4 separate regions of the Homo sapiens genome follow, and all the other regions are linked to region 3. A link is a contact called in ENCODE Hi-C or POLR2A ChIA-PET data. All regions are on one chromosome and are shown on one strand. Each heading gives the region's core, a stretch centred on a gene start or an enhancer-like site at or near the end of the contact. The rest is flanking DNA. Distances are from core to core; before and after follow the strand shown.

Region 1 (3,043 bases), core at 319-2,818, 1.3 Mb before region 3:
GCGGCGAAAAAAGGAAGTTTCAGGTGATACAAGATGTCCTGCCATCACACCTGAAGGATGGTTGTCCACAGCCATTTTTTAAAATCTCGTATTAGTCCTCTTCCTTCAACACTCAGGACAGTATTATGTACCCAGAAACTCAATACTTCCTGGCGTCTTCATTTGACAATACTCTTAAGCCAATGAAATCCTGTGGGACGTTTGCGAATTTTATAAAGATCAATGTTTTAAGATTGGCGGGGTGGGCTGGGAGTGGTGGGGGGGAAGGTGCCTTCCTACCCTTGCATTTGCATCTCAAGCCACCCGTACCCGAGGCCCACCCAGTCCATCTGTTCATTGGTAGATACACCATTCCGCCATTCCGCCAGTGGCTGGTGCAGAGAACCAGGACCACCACCTTTGAAAAGACCTAAATCAATACTCCAATGGGATCCTGATGTCAAGTATTTAACGACTTTGCTTTACCTACTACAGTAATTAAAATTAAGTCTTCAAACTTAAATTTAAATTTCTAAAAGCAGGAATGCACTGTCCTTAATCTTAAACACCAAAGGTGGGAGAAAGAGGCCAGAATCCTAGGGTACTAGGCCTACTGGTATAGGGCGATCTCTTCTGCTTTTTTCTTTCCACCCCATTTCTTTTCCCTTTCTCCTTTCGTTTCCCATCTTCTCTCTTCTCGTTCTCTTCGAAGTAACAGTGACAAAATTAAGGTGATTCAATTATTCCAAGAGGCTTGCTCATATAAAATATTTCTCTTCAAGCCCTTTCCTGAAATCCCAAATTAAAGCATTTCCAATAGTCTCTGCTTTAAGTATTCCTAGTTAAGTCTACTTTTGGAAATATTAAATATTCTCACTTTGGCACAATATTCCAAAATTCCTTGAGAAGTTCGCCTACGATCAGTCTTGCTAGTAGAAACCTTTTTTTTTTTTTATTTAAAACGCTCGATTTCCACTTTTTACTAGGTTTCCCAATGTTGGCGATGTCTCCCAATGACTTAATAACGTGTATCCACTTCACCTTTGAAAATCTTAGAGGTCAGTGCATCCACCGGCATCCGGGAATTTATTCTTATTTCTGCTTCTTAAACAGGCTCTGGGGAGGAGCAGTTTCGACGGAGAAGTTCATAGCAGCAGTTATTACGGAACTTGCAACAGTTGGTGCCGGGCGATAGGCAGGTTGGAAGTGATAAATGGGGCTGGCGTAAAAAACAAAAAGCCCCGGGGAGGGCGGGGGCAGCCGTGGCCTTGGGGGACAGTGCGAAGGCGGCGCGGGGCCAGCGGGACTGACTTCCGGCTGTGGGAAGGCGCCGTCCCGGGCGGCCAGAGGCGGCGGCAGCCGCGTAGAAGGACGGCGGGATCGCAGCCCGGCGGGCGGCGCGCGGGGCGGGTGAGCGGGCCCAGGCCGCCCCCGGGCCACGCCGGGGCCACGGTGAGGTGAGGCCGGCCCTGCCCCCGCACCGCCCCCGGCAGGAGGCGCGACGCCCGGGCCGCGGGTGCGTGCGCGGCCCCGGGCGACGCGGCTGGGCGTGCGCGGGGCCGCGGCGGAGGCTGGGCCGGGCGGGCGGCAGAAGATGGCGAGGGTGTGTAGGCGGCAGCAATGCTCCGTTGAGAGACGCGGCTTTCGGCAAGAACTGGATTCGTGGCGCCACAAGCTCATTCACTGTGTAGGTGAGACCCTCCGCCGACCGCCGCCGCCCCTCCGGCCGCCCCGCCGCCGGTCGCCCCAGACCAGGGAGGAAGCTGGGGAAGTGGCAATTGCTGCTCCGGCCCGCCCGCCCTCTTTGGCTCGAGCGTCCCCCCTTCCCCCACCCCCCGGAGTGTGAGCGCGCGCGACCTCCAGGCGGGCTCCCCTGCTCGGCCGAGCGCGCGCCGGCCCCTCCCCTCCGCGCGCCTCCCCGGGGCTGGCTCTCGGCGGGAGCGCGGGTTCCTCCCCCTCCCGCTCTCCATCCCCGCCTGCTCGCTCCCCTCCCTCCCCGCTCCCGCCCCTGCTCCCGCTCCAGGCCCGGCGCCCCGGCGCCGCCGCCGGCTTATTGTGGCGACTCGCCTCGCGGCGCTGCCGCTGTACTGGGGGAGGCGCGAGGGGCGCGGGCGTGCTCGGCCCCCACCCGCGCTGTGGCCGCCGCCGTCCTCCTCCTGCGCCACCCCTCCCCCACGCGCGGGGCGCGCCCCCGGGTCTGCGTGCACGCGCGGCGGGCTGCAGGCGGGCGCCCGGCGCTCGGGCGTGTGCGAAGCGTGAGGTGGAGATGGGGGCGGAGGGAGCTGGAGCTGTCACAGTCCCCGGGTGCGCCTGACCGAGCCAAGTGGGGTGTCATGGCCGCGGGGGGCAGCGGCTGCACTTCCTCAGCGGGCGGCGGTGGCCGGGGAGTTAATCCTCGACGCACGGGTCGGTGTGTGCGTATTTGTGTTCGGTGTCGTGCTGCGGGAGGAGGGGGTGGGACCGGGTCCGACCGAGGAGCCCCGGCGGGGGTCGCTCTCGTCCCCTCCCGGGGATTGGCCGGAGCCGCAGCCTCGCCCGAATGCCCCGTCCGCCCCCCGCCTCCCGGACCTTGGGCCGCCCTCGGGTGGCTTTTTCCCTGCGGGCCGGAGGGAGCGCGGACGGGGGCGCCCCGGGAGGGGCCGGGCGGCCGAGCTGCGCCTCTCACACTGTGTGTTTTGTCTGTTTTTCTCTCCCAAGGTCCCGTTTCCCTCTGTGCGGCGGCCGGCGGGACCATAAGGGCTTAACTCATATATTTAACCCCCCTCCAAAAAGTAAGTGGCCCGTGTGGTGTCTCCGCTCCGCCCGCCGCCCCCTAGCCCCAGTCCATCCTTGTGTCTGACTCTCCTGTCCTCCAGCATTGTTACTTCCCCGTCTTTGCTTCGGTGCTGCTGGTGTGTGGGGAGATGCCCTCTCGTCGTCCGCTGTCCCCCACGCCCAGTCCTCGGGGAGGCCCAGAATTCCAGCCCCTTCTCCCCCAGGGGAATATTCTTGGGAACCAGGTCTTTCCCGGCAGAATCTAGGAGAGTCTATCCGTTCGCTTGGGCCCCTCATTCCCTCCTTCCCG
Region 2 (3,020 bases), core at 347-2,846, 1.5 Mb before region 3:
AATCGTTTTAAGCTGTTTAACCTCCCAACAAAATTATCTTAGGTGAAACACCACAAGTACAGTACAAAAACATGTCACCAATTCGAGATTTGTGTCTCTAAAGAAATACATACCTACACAGGTAAGAAGTTTCTGGCTGTGACCGAAGGTAGAACAGTCAAAAGTTTAGAGCTTTTATTAGCTAAAATAAGATCCCAGCTAGCCAAGGATCCAGCGAAAAGTTTTGTTGATTACAAATAAAATCGGATCCATTAAATAGGTAAGGACGACTGCTTCATTTCCTCACTTACCAGAAATGACATAAGACTCCCTCAGATCGTTCTGATTTAGTACAAACACAGTCTCTCATAGAAACTCCTATCATTAATGGTAAAGGTATAAAAAACAATTACTCGTCAAGCAAACTCTCAATTTACCTGACCTTCCTGCCTTGCTCAAGTCTACCACTCTGAAAACCACAGTTACAGCCCTAAGTGAAAGCCATTTGAAGAGTCGTTCACATGCACGTTTTGATGTGAGAATACCAATTAAACAAACTGCCAATCACCTTTAGGCCAAATGCAAAAGGGACTGTTTCTGGCCCTGACCTGAAGACTGGGAAACGTCAAGACCCTTTACTGTCAGAAGCTGCCTTAGTTAGAGACTATCGGGATGGGGGTCTCACTTAGGGGCTGGAAGGTGAGGAGAAAGTTACAAGAAAGGCCTAGGAATTGAACGCGTGTAGGTTGGGTGCACTTACAAGTAAGTATAAACTGCTCTTCAATTCAAGTTTATTAATGCTGCCCCACCCCAGGGTTTTAATCCGGTCTGGGCAGAAGCGGGCGATAAAAGCCAAAGGAGACCATAAAGTGTAGGATATTTCCTGGTTAGTGGCTGCCGGGTAATCACGATGCATCCATCTTCCTCGGCGTCGCAGCCCTCAGTAGCCAGAAGGCAGTCTCCTTCCCTGGGGGGCAAAAGCCCCGAGCCCAGCCTGCCCGTTGCCCCGCTCCCGCGGTGGATGAACCTCAACCCTTCCCAGGCTCCTTCCTGGCCCCAGGGTCCCAGGAACCCCGAGACCCTGGGGTGCGGCGCCACTGAGGCCCAGACCGGGGGAAGGAGACCCTGTCACTCGGGAGCGGAGCCCTGTCCCGGGAGCGCACGGAAATGCCTCCTCCACGCTCCCAAGGTTCCTGCTCCGCCAGGCCCAACCGGAAGGAGTCCTCGGGCCGCAGTGGGGCACCACCGGGCCGCCGGGCACTCCAGGCTGCGTGGGGCCTGCCTCAGTGGGCAACTGGGGAGCTAGCCCGGGGCGGCCGCGCCGGCCGGGGCGCCTCACCGTGTGTTCGTGCTCGTCCGCCCGGGTCCGGGGCAGCAGCAGCAGCAGCAGCCACAGCGCGGCGGCCGCCGCCACGCCAAGAGCGCCAGGCAGCGGCCTCATCCTCCGCGCCCCTCCGGCCCGGAGCCGGCTCACCGACTCCTCCTCCCGCCGCCGCCTCCTCCGCCGCCGCCGCCTCCGCCGCGGCCGATTCGCATCCACGGGGCGCGGACAGACGCACGGGGCCCGGCCCAGCCGCTGCCTCCTCTGCCGCCGCCGTCGCCGTCACCGCCCGCTCCTGAGCCTCCCCCGCCCCCCGCGCCTCCTCAGCCTCTTCCTCTGACTCAGCCACGTCATCCGGCCACCCCGGCACGCGCCGGAAGTGCCTCGCGACGCGGGGCCGCCACCGCCGCCGGGCCGAGGGAGGGCCCGGCAACCGCCGCCTGCGCGCCGGCTGCCCCTCGGCTCCTGGGAGCCGCGGCGCTACGGGCCTGCCGAGCACTCGGGCGGGCGCCGAGCAGGCTGGGCCCCGGCGCAGTGGCCTAGCCTGGACCGCAAGGCCGAAGCCGCCTCCGGGCCGCGTCCCGGTGTTTCGGGTTGTGTAACCTTGGCCAAAATGCTTAAGCTTTTTTCCTGGCTGCCAAATGGGGCCGATCGTCTGACCTGCTGCCTCCGGAACTTGAGGGATCAGATCAAATAACCCTTTCCTGGCGCTCGTCTGCCGCTGTGAATGAATCACGGGCTCCTGTAATCACCGTTAGGAGAGATTGTTAAACTCGTACAGGGTTGGATGTTTTAAAGTTACTGAATATTTACTGGACCCCTACTGTTCAATCAAGACATGCTAAGTTAGCTTGCCATTCTTGTTCATTTATGTGTTTACTTAACTATTTCTGGGTCTCCTCTTCCCAGTCATAAATATCTCTTGGAGTGTAAGCTCCTCGGAGCAGAGATCCTGTTTCCGTATTTCCTGTACCTAGAACAGTGCCAGATCCGTAGTAGACACTGAAACAAAAAATCTTTAAAAAAAAAAAAATATACGAATGTGGCACCACCATTTACACAGGCCACTAAGCCAAAAATCTCGAACTTGTCAGATTGTCTCTTCTCAGCCATCAGCAGTCAACAAGTTCTAGCATTTGGTCTCTTAAAAGTGGTTCAAGAGTTTATTTTTCCTCTCCTTCCTCTGCCAGTACCAACCAGTCTTCCGTATCACTATGTATTGCAAGAGTCTCACAAGAAGATATCCATCACTGACTGATCTTCCTCCCGTTTAACATCCCCAACAGGTGCCAGGGTGATGTTTTTTTTATTCTAAAAAGAAACCAGATTATATCGCTCACTCCCTTGCTTAAAACAGTTCTTCAATGTTAGGTAAATAAATCATGGAGTCACCACGAGGGCGTTCATCTGCCAGGCACTATTCTGAACGATATTGGCTCATTAAATTCTCACAGAAACCCTATGCAGCAGGTACGGTGAAAATGTTCCTGTTACAGATGAGGTAACTGAAGCACAGAGAGCTTGAGTGGCTTGCTGAAACACCAGACCCACTCAGTCTGGCTCCATAATAGGTCTTTTTGCTGGTAATGATTTACCAACTATACAGCCACTTTAAAAAAAGGAAATAGGTAAGTACTGGCATGGAATGATAACCAAGAGGTTCTGTTAAATTTTCAAGTTGAAGAAAATAAGAGTTTAACTTCATTTTATATGGCAATAT
Region 3 (3,266 bases), core at 712-3,211:
CCTATAAATCTTCTTTCACTGAACCTCCCAACCACAATACTGGATTCTGATTGCCTGGTGAGTTTTTCCTGCCCACTGCACAGACAAAACCAATTCACTGAGACCATGGCAGAGCAGTAAAGAATTTAATTGATGACAGAGTTATCTTAAATCAAACTCCCTGAAGGTTCAGAGGTTAGGGTTTTTATGGACATTTTGGTGGGCAGGGGGCTAGGGAATGGGTGCTGCTGATGGGTTGGGAATGAAATCATAGGGGTGTGGAAAACAGTCCTCATGCTCTGAGTCCACCTCTGGGTGGGGCCACAGGAGCAGCTGAGTCATGAGTTAGGAGTCCTGAAGAAGGAACAGATTCAAGGAGTACTTGGGAGATAGTGAGAGAAGAAAGAGACCCTCTCATATTGTTTTATATTGTTTTATACTCAGTACCTGTTTTAAGAAAAAAAACAAGGAAGTGAAACCAAAGGCAGGCAGCCCAGCACCAGGCACCAGACCCAAAACCAGACCTGAAACCAGGCCTGGGCCTGCCTGGCCTAAACCTAGTAGTTAAAAATCAACTCATGACTTAGCATAGATTCCAGGCATTGTATGGAAGAACATTGTACTCTGTTCTGTTTCACTCTGACTACCACTGCATGAAGCCCCTGTCACATACACCCCAGATTGCTCAATCAATCACGACCCTTTCATGTGAAATCTTTAGTGTGGTGAGCCCTTAAAAGGGACAGAAATTGTGCACTCGGGGAGCTTGGATTTTAGGACAGTAGCTTGCCGATGCTCCCAGCTGAATAAAGCCCTTCGTTCTACAACTTGGTGTCTGAGAGGTTTTGTCTGCGGCTCGTCCTGCTACAATAGAATCTCCAAGATTTGGTGACCATTTGAATATTGGAGGAAGAGGAAGTGAGAAAGGAGGAATCAGGTTAAAGAGTGAATATTAATGAGTAGGGAGGAGGGGTAGTAGTTTACTTTTCTTTTTTTGGGGGACGGAGTCTCCCTGTGTTGCCCAGGCTGGAGTGCAGTGGTGCAATTTTGGCTTACTGCAACCTCCGCCTCCCGGGTTCAAGCGATTCTCCTTCAAGCAATTCTCCTGCCTCGGCCTCCTGGGTAGCTGGGATTACAGGTGCCCACCACCACGCACAGCTAATTTCTGTACTTTTAGTAGAGACAGGGTTTCACCATGTTGGTCAGGCTGGTCTCGAACTCCTGACCGCAGGTGATCCACCTGCCTTGGCCTCCCAAAGTGCTGGGATTACAGGCATGAGCCACTGTTCCTGGCCCCAGTAGTTCACTTTTCAAGGACACTGGAGATGCCTGTGGGCATGGATGAGGAGAGGTCTTGTCTAGGAAGTTGGGAATACAAACAATGAGCTCAGGTGAGAAGGGACTGGAGTGTCCCCTCTCCCACCCCAATTTTAAGAACTCTGGAAAACACCAATATTTTAGAGGTAAGTTAGAGGAAACAAAGTAGAATGAATTCAGAGAAGGAAAACCTGGATAGTGTCATAGAAAATAAGTGATAATGCCCAATAGCGTCAAATGACTAAAGCTTGAGTTAGATGAGTCCGGAAATACCTCCAATGAGTTTGGCAACAAGGACACTTATGACAACAAGGCATTTTCCATGGGGGCGGAAGCTGCGATGAGGAGTGAACACAGATGAGCAAGTAGAGACAGTGTAGATTATCTTTTTCAAAAAACTTGGCTGTGAACGGAGGAAGTGAGATGGTATAATTGAGTGGAATGTAAGGAGATTTGCGCACGTATATAGCCGAGAGGAATGAGGAAGGGTTGAAGGGACAGGAGCAGAAATGCTCTCCGGCACTCGCCATTTTGCCAGCTTCTCCCCTACGTGACCTGAACTCAGTGGGCGCGGCCGGGCCTCGCGGAAACTACAACCCCCAGAAGGCCCCACGGCGTTGGGGGCGGAGCCGAGGCCTGACGCGCGCCCCAGCGGCGCGAGCGGAAGAGATAGAGCTTCGCGGAGACGGCGGAAGCGGAGAGCAACAGCGCGCCGGTAACAACCAGCCCCGTATCCCCTCCCTCTGTACCTCAAGCTAGGATTTTTAATCCCCACTTCTCCCTTCACAGCCCGGGACAAGACTTCCATTCCGTCGTTTGTTGCTGGTATTTTTTTTCCTCATGTGACGCGAGGGGCCGCCCCCTGCCTGGGGCGGAGGTTACTGGGAAGCTCCCGCCTTCTGACCCCTGCGGGCCCGCGGTTGAGAGGGACCCTCCCGGGGCTCTTTTGCACTCACTGGGGCTCGTGCTCGCTTTGGGCGCTCGCCCCAAATGATCCTGGCGGAAAGGACGTGCTTTTTCTGGGTTTCAACAGGTATTGAGCGGGGTCCCTGGTTACCCCCTCGGGGCTGCGGGGCCGTGGGCCCCCAGGGCTGCCGGCGGTTTCCGGGCTTCGCTTCGAGCCTCGCCTTTGAGCCTCCTCCGCTGCCCGGGAGCCCCGGGCTACGGGCTGGGAGTGAGCAATCTATAAAGGAGCATGTACTTCCTGCTTTTTCTTGGCAGGCCTGCGAAAAACCCCAAGTCCGATCTTTAAAGTTTGTGAGTGCAGCCCCCTCTCAGTTGTGTACGGGAAGGAGCACAGGATTTGGAGTCTGATATCCTGGGGGAAGTCTCAGTCCGCCACTTGGCTGGACCTGTGATCTTTTGTACAGTAGTCTGTTTAGCGCAGCCTCGGTTTCGTTGTCTGAAAAGTGGGGTTAATGTTCTTTGCCCTGCGGCCTTCCAGGGTTGTGGGCTTCAGCAGAAGTGATATTCCTGCGAAAGCTTTGAACTCTAAAGTATGTTTCGGGTATAACCTTGCCATCCCCCAGTCTCCAGTCTAGGTCAGTTGAGTTTTAAAACCAGGTTCATGTCTATACGAAGATCAAATTAGTTAATAAATAGGGGGAAAGTGTCTTTGGAAACGAATCTGAACCATACAGATGTTTTTATGCCAGGTTCCTAGTGAAGAGGTGACCTTAGGGCGTTACCACCTGTGGAGTCAATTTAAAACTTCATCTGGATTTTAAGGCCCACCAGAATTTAGACTCTTCTTCCTCAGCACACACAACTATCTCTTGCTGTTATAACCTTCCTTCAGTATCACACAGGTACAAGCATAAAGCAGTAAACGTTCCTCAGATATGGTTGTACTACAACTAATACCTGTCCCCAGCAGGTCTTGTGTCTTGTGTCACAGTTGAAATTCAGAATATAAATAGCCAAATATCCCATCTGTTTAATTTTTTTTGACATTAAGCTTTGAGACTAAG
Region 4 (2,915 bases), core at 324-2,823, 1.9 Mb before region 3:
ACTCTAAGTCTCTTCTTACATTCCTTCTGTCGCTTACAGCTTCCATTGTATCACCCCCGCCCCTCATGAGGGTGTAGCTATTTGAGACCAAGGGCAAGAATGAGGTGCCTTCTTGTCCCGTCAGTGCTGATCACACAGCAGCACTCAACAGCATGTTCTTGAAATGGTTGAACACAGCTGATGTTGCCTACTGATCCCAGATCATTGATGCATTTCACATTACCTTTTACCAAGCACCTCCTAGGCATAAGACCTGTATTCTACTGTGAAGGGTTGTCCCTCTGCCAATCCAGACTTTCTCTTAAATATTGTCTCAAAAGCTTCAATTCTCTGGCTCATTGTTATCTGTGATTACTTGTCTGCTACATGTGTCACATCACCCCCTGAACATTTGGCTAAGTTCTAATATGTAGTCAGAATAGAAAACACTCCCTGAACAGAGGGGAACATCACACACCGGGGCCTGTCAAGGTGGGGGACTAGGGGAGGGAGAGAATTAGGAGAAATACCTAATGTAGATGACAGGTCGATGGGTGCAGCAAACCACCATGGGATGTGTATACCTATGTAACAAACCTGCACCTTCTGCACATGTACCCCAGAACTTAAAAGTATAATAAAAAAAAAAAACTGTTAAAAAATGTGAAAAAAAAACTGCACTCCCAGAACTTTAAAAGTTCCAGTCTCTGAAAGCCATGATGCCATTACAATGAGACAAAAAGAAGACCTTCAAAAGCAAAATTTGGGGAAGTTGTCTTTTCCATAGCTCCTTGACTCACGCCCATGGGGCCGCTTCTGGTTTATTCTTTTTGAGAGGCTTGTTATGGATATTGTTACATTGACATGAGGGCATTGGAAAGACAGATCTAATCCCCCCAAACACACTTGTCATATACACCCACAAAATAAATGAGACAATAAAACAATGAATAACAAATGATTACAGCTATCCTTAAAATTAAATAGTAACCTGCAATAAAATGGGTGAGGACTCAGTTTAGAGAAACCCTTCCTTAGAAAAGTTGGTTGCATTCAGATTCTAAAAGTTGACCTTCAGTAGAATCTAAGCCCTTGGCATTTGTTTTATTATCTTTCCAGAGCTTTACACTTTATTGTAAGAGGCAGCTAAAGCAAGTCTCTCTTGTTCCTACACATTTCTTTAAGAACTCAGTTCACTTCCCTATAGCAAGTGCCACCCAATGCTTTCCCTAAAAGCTCAGTCCACTTCCCTATAGTAAGTGCCACCCACTGGAAACTAGCAAAGCATTCCAGGATTTCAGTATTTCTGAGATGCCATAAGAGCACTGGGGGGAAAAAAAGGAGATGAAGAAGGGTATTGGGTGGGGAAAATCTTACCTCAACTTCTGACTGGCGGGGACGGTTATTTTATTAAGCTTGTCCATTCTGTTTGGTAATTGTAAGAGACACGAATAACTGTCCAGTGGTCACGTCAGCAGTTCCTGGCCCTCCTAGGGAGCAGCATGGTAAGCCTCTGGTCTCAAGGGTTCCGGCCACTCAAGTCTGATTTCTGAGAGTGCAGGCTGCTGGCAAACACCCCTGCTCTAGGGAGAAGTAAAACTTGCCCGAGCACATAGTCAAGTTTCATGTTTCTACATAATCATGTGATCTGGATAGCCAGCCAGCTTGGTGATTACTCCACTTTGTGTAAACTTTAATAATGAAACCTATTGGGCAGGCAAATTTCTTTCCAGCTGCTTTCTTTTACAATCAGATTTGTAACCAGGTTAGGACAAGTTTCTGGCTGGTCACTACTTCCTGTTTGTCCCAAACACATATAGTCTGTTTCCAGCAGGTGCATGCTATAACTGGGAACTTCCTGGGCTCAAGGAAAAGCAGAGTAATCAAGTCCATCTGAACCTCTCTTGGAGACTTTCTGCTTATTTGCATAAAGTTATGGATAAGCTTTTTCTACTTATAGAACCATTATATAAAAATGGCATTTTTGTGCTTTTTCCTACCCCCCGATGCGGGCAATACGTTTAAAAATAAATATCAGGTTGTCAGTGGCATGGTGGTAACAGTTTACTCAGAGAATTAGAGTATCTCTTTTTCTGGAGCTCTATTTAAAATGGGATGGGCAATTCTCTGTTCATCTGGGGGTAGGGATGGATGACTCAGGAAAGGGGAGATGAACTCTATCGTCAGATGTGCAGCCTCCTTATTGCCTGATAGAGTCAGGAGTTACCTCGCCGATAGCCAGATGCTTTCAAACAAACCAGGATGTACCCAAAAGTCAGATGAGAACAAATCTAACAGTTTCACAACAATGCAATTCCTACATCAGGCCATTCTGAAGTCCTAAAAGCAGAATGCCATTCCCCTCCTTGCATTTGCCTCTTTCTGTCCTGTCCACCACTTGCTCATCACACCCAGTGACACGCCAGACACGAGGCCATCTCAAGGTCAGACAGGTGGGGTGAGGCTGGGAGGAGGGAGCCATACCTGTAGGGGCTGAACCTATTCAGAGAACTCTACTTCCCTCCTGGAAGACTTTATATTTCCTTCTGCCTAATCTGAAAAATGCTGATTTACCTGTTGTTTAAAGAGCAGCCCGCAGTCCAGGGTCAAGGAGGAAGAAAATGGGAGGGAAGTGACCTTTTGTACCTGGACACACTTTTCTGCAGCCATTGAGAATGCCCTGCTCACCCTTGTGGAATAAAGTACACGTTTCCAACATTTATCAAGGGAACCAGTCTTCTCCTGGGTCAGAATACACAGCAGGACAAAGTAAAGAGCTCTCAGTTACCTCTCCTGTTGCAGACCCAAGATCTGGCTGAAGACAGTGGGGAAAGAGGAGAAGACAGAAGAGGAGAAGGAGGTGGAGGAAGAGGAGGAGGAGGAGGAGGAAGAAGCGGAGGAGGAGGAGGAAGAAGAAGCGGAGGAGGAGGAGACAG

What was found. A loop is a pair of places that touch in the nucleus more often than their neighbours do. ChIA-PET counts read pairs that join two places held with the same protein, here RNA polymerase II (POLR2A). Pooled maps may share reads with other maps.
Region 1: a loop to region 3 is called in a map of CD8-positive, alpha-beta T cell, with 9 times the contacts of the local background. The contact joins the promoter of LCOR here to the promoter of R3HCC1L in region 3. A Hi-C loop is called at or near these places in 4 of 168 maps with a recorded cell type or tissue (CD4-positive, alpha-beta T cell, CD8-positive, alpha-beta T cell and naive thymus-derived CD4-positive, alpha-beta T cell) and 13 of 50 pooled maps.
Region 2: a loop to region 3 is called in a map of CD4-positive, alpha-beta T cell, with 5 times the contacts of the local background. The contact joins the promoter of TM9SF3 here to the promoter of R3HCC1L in region 3. A Hi-C loop is called at or near these places in 2 of 168 maps with a recorded cell type or tissue (CD4-positive, alpha-beta T cell and naive thymus-derived CD4-positive, alpha-beta T cell), 2 of 37 single-sample maps with no recorded cell type and 11 of 50 pooled maps.
Region 4: a loop to region 3 is called in a pooled map, with 7 times the contacts of the local background. The contact joins the promoter of BLNK here to the promoter of R3HCC1L in region 3. A Hi-C loop is called at or near these places in 1 of 37 single-sample maps with no recorded cell type and 6 of 50 pooled maps. POLR2A ChIA-PET finds 5 or more read pairs at or near these places in 1 of 52 experiments (activated B cell).

The regions. Positions count from the first base shown.
Region 1 is chr10:96,830,730-96,833,772 of GRCh38, forward strand. LCOR (ligand dependent nuclear receptor corepressor) reads left to right here and starts at 1,569. Exons shown (of 8, transcript NM_001346516.2): 1 at 1,569-1,670; 2 at 2,677-2,750. It overlaps LOC102723665 (a long non-coding RNA gene), which reads right to left and starts at 1,729. Exons shown (of 1, transcript NR_135921.1): 1 at 1-1,729. RefSeq lists a cis regulatory region at 1-116, silencers at 1,152-1,451, 1,472-1,521, 1,532-2,251, 2,292-2,351, 2,392-2,631 and enhancers at 1,378-2,092, 2,093-2,808, 2,809-3,043.
Region 2 is chr10:96,585,416-96,588,435 of GRCh38, forward strand. TM9SF3 (transmembrane 9 superfamily member 3) reads right to left here and starts at 1,597. Exons shown (of 15, transcript NM_020123.4): 1 at 1,319-1,597. The coding sequence starts at 1,420. LOC105378443 (a long non-coding RNA gene) reads left to right here and starts at 1,649. Exons shown (of 3, transcript XR_946220.4): 1 at 1,649-2,928. RefSeq lists a silencer at 1,257-1,826 and an enhancer at 2,705-2,764.
Region 3 is chr10:98,132,696-98,135,961 of GRCh38, forward strand. It overlaps R3HCC1L (R3H domain and coiled-coil containing 1 like), which reads left to right and starts at 1,962. Exons shown (of 10, transcript NM_001351015.2): 1 at 1,962-2,011. RefSeq lists enhancers at 2,389-3,178, 2,521-2,660.
Region 4 is chr10:96,269,996-96,272,910 of GRCh38, forward strand. BLNK (B cell linker) reads right to left here and starts at 1,574. Exons shown (of 17, transcript NM_013314.4): 1 at 1,357-1,574. The coding sequence starts at 1,403. RefSeq lists enhancers at 320-439, 470-519, 2,629-2,728.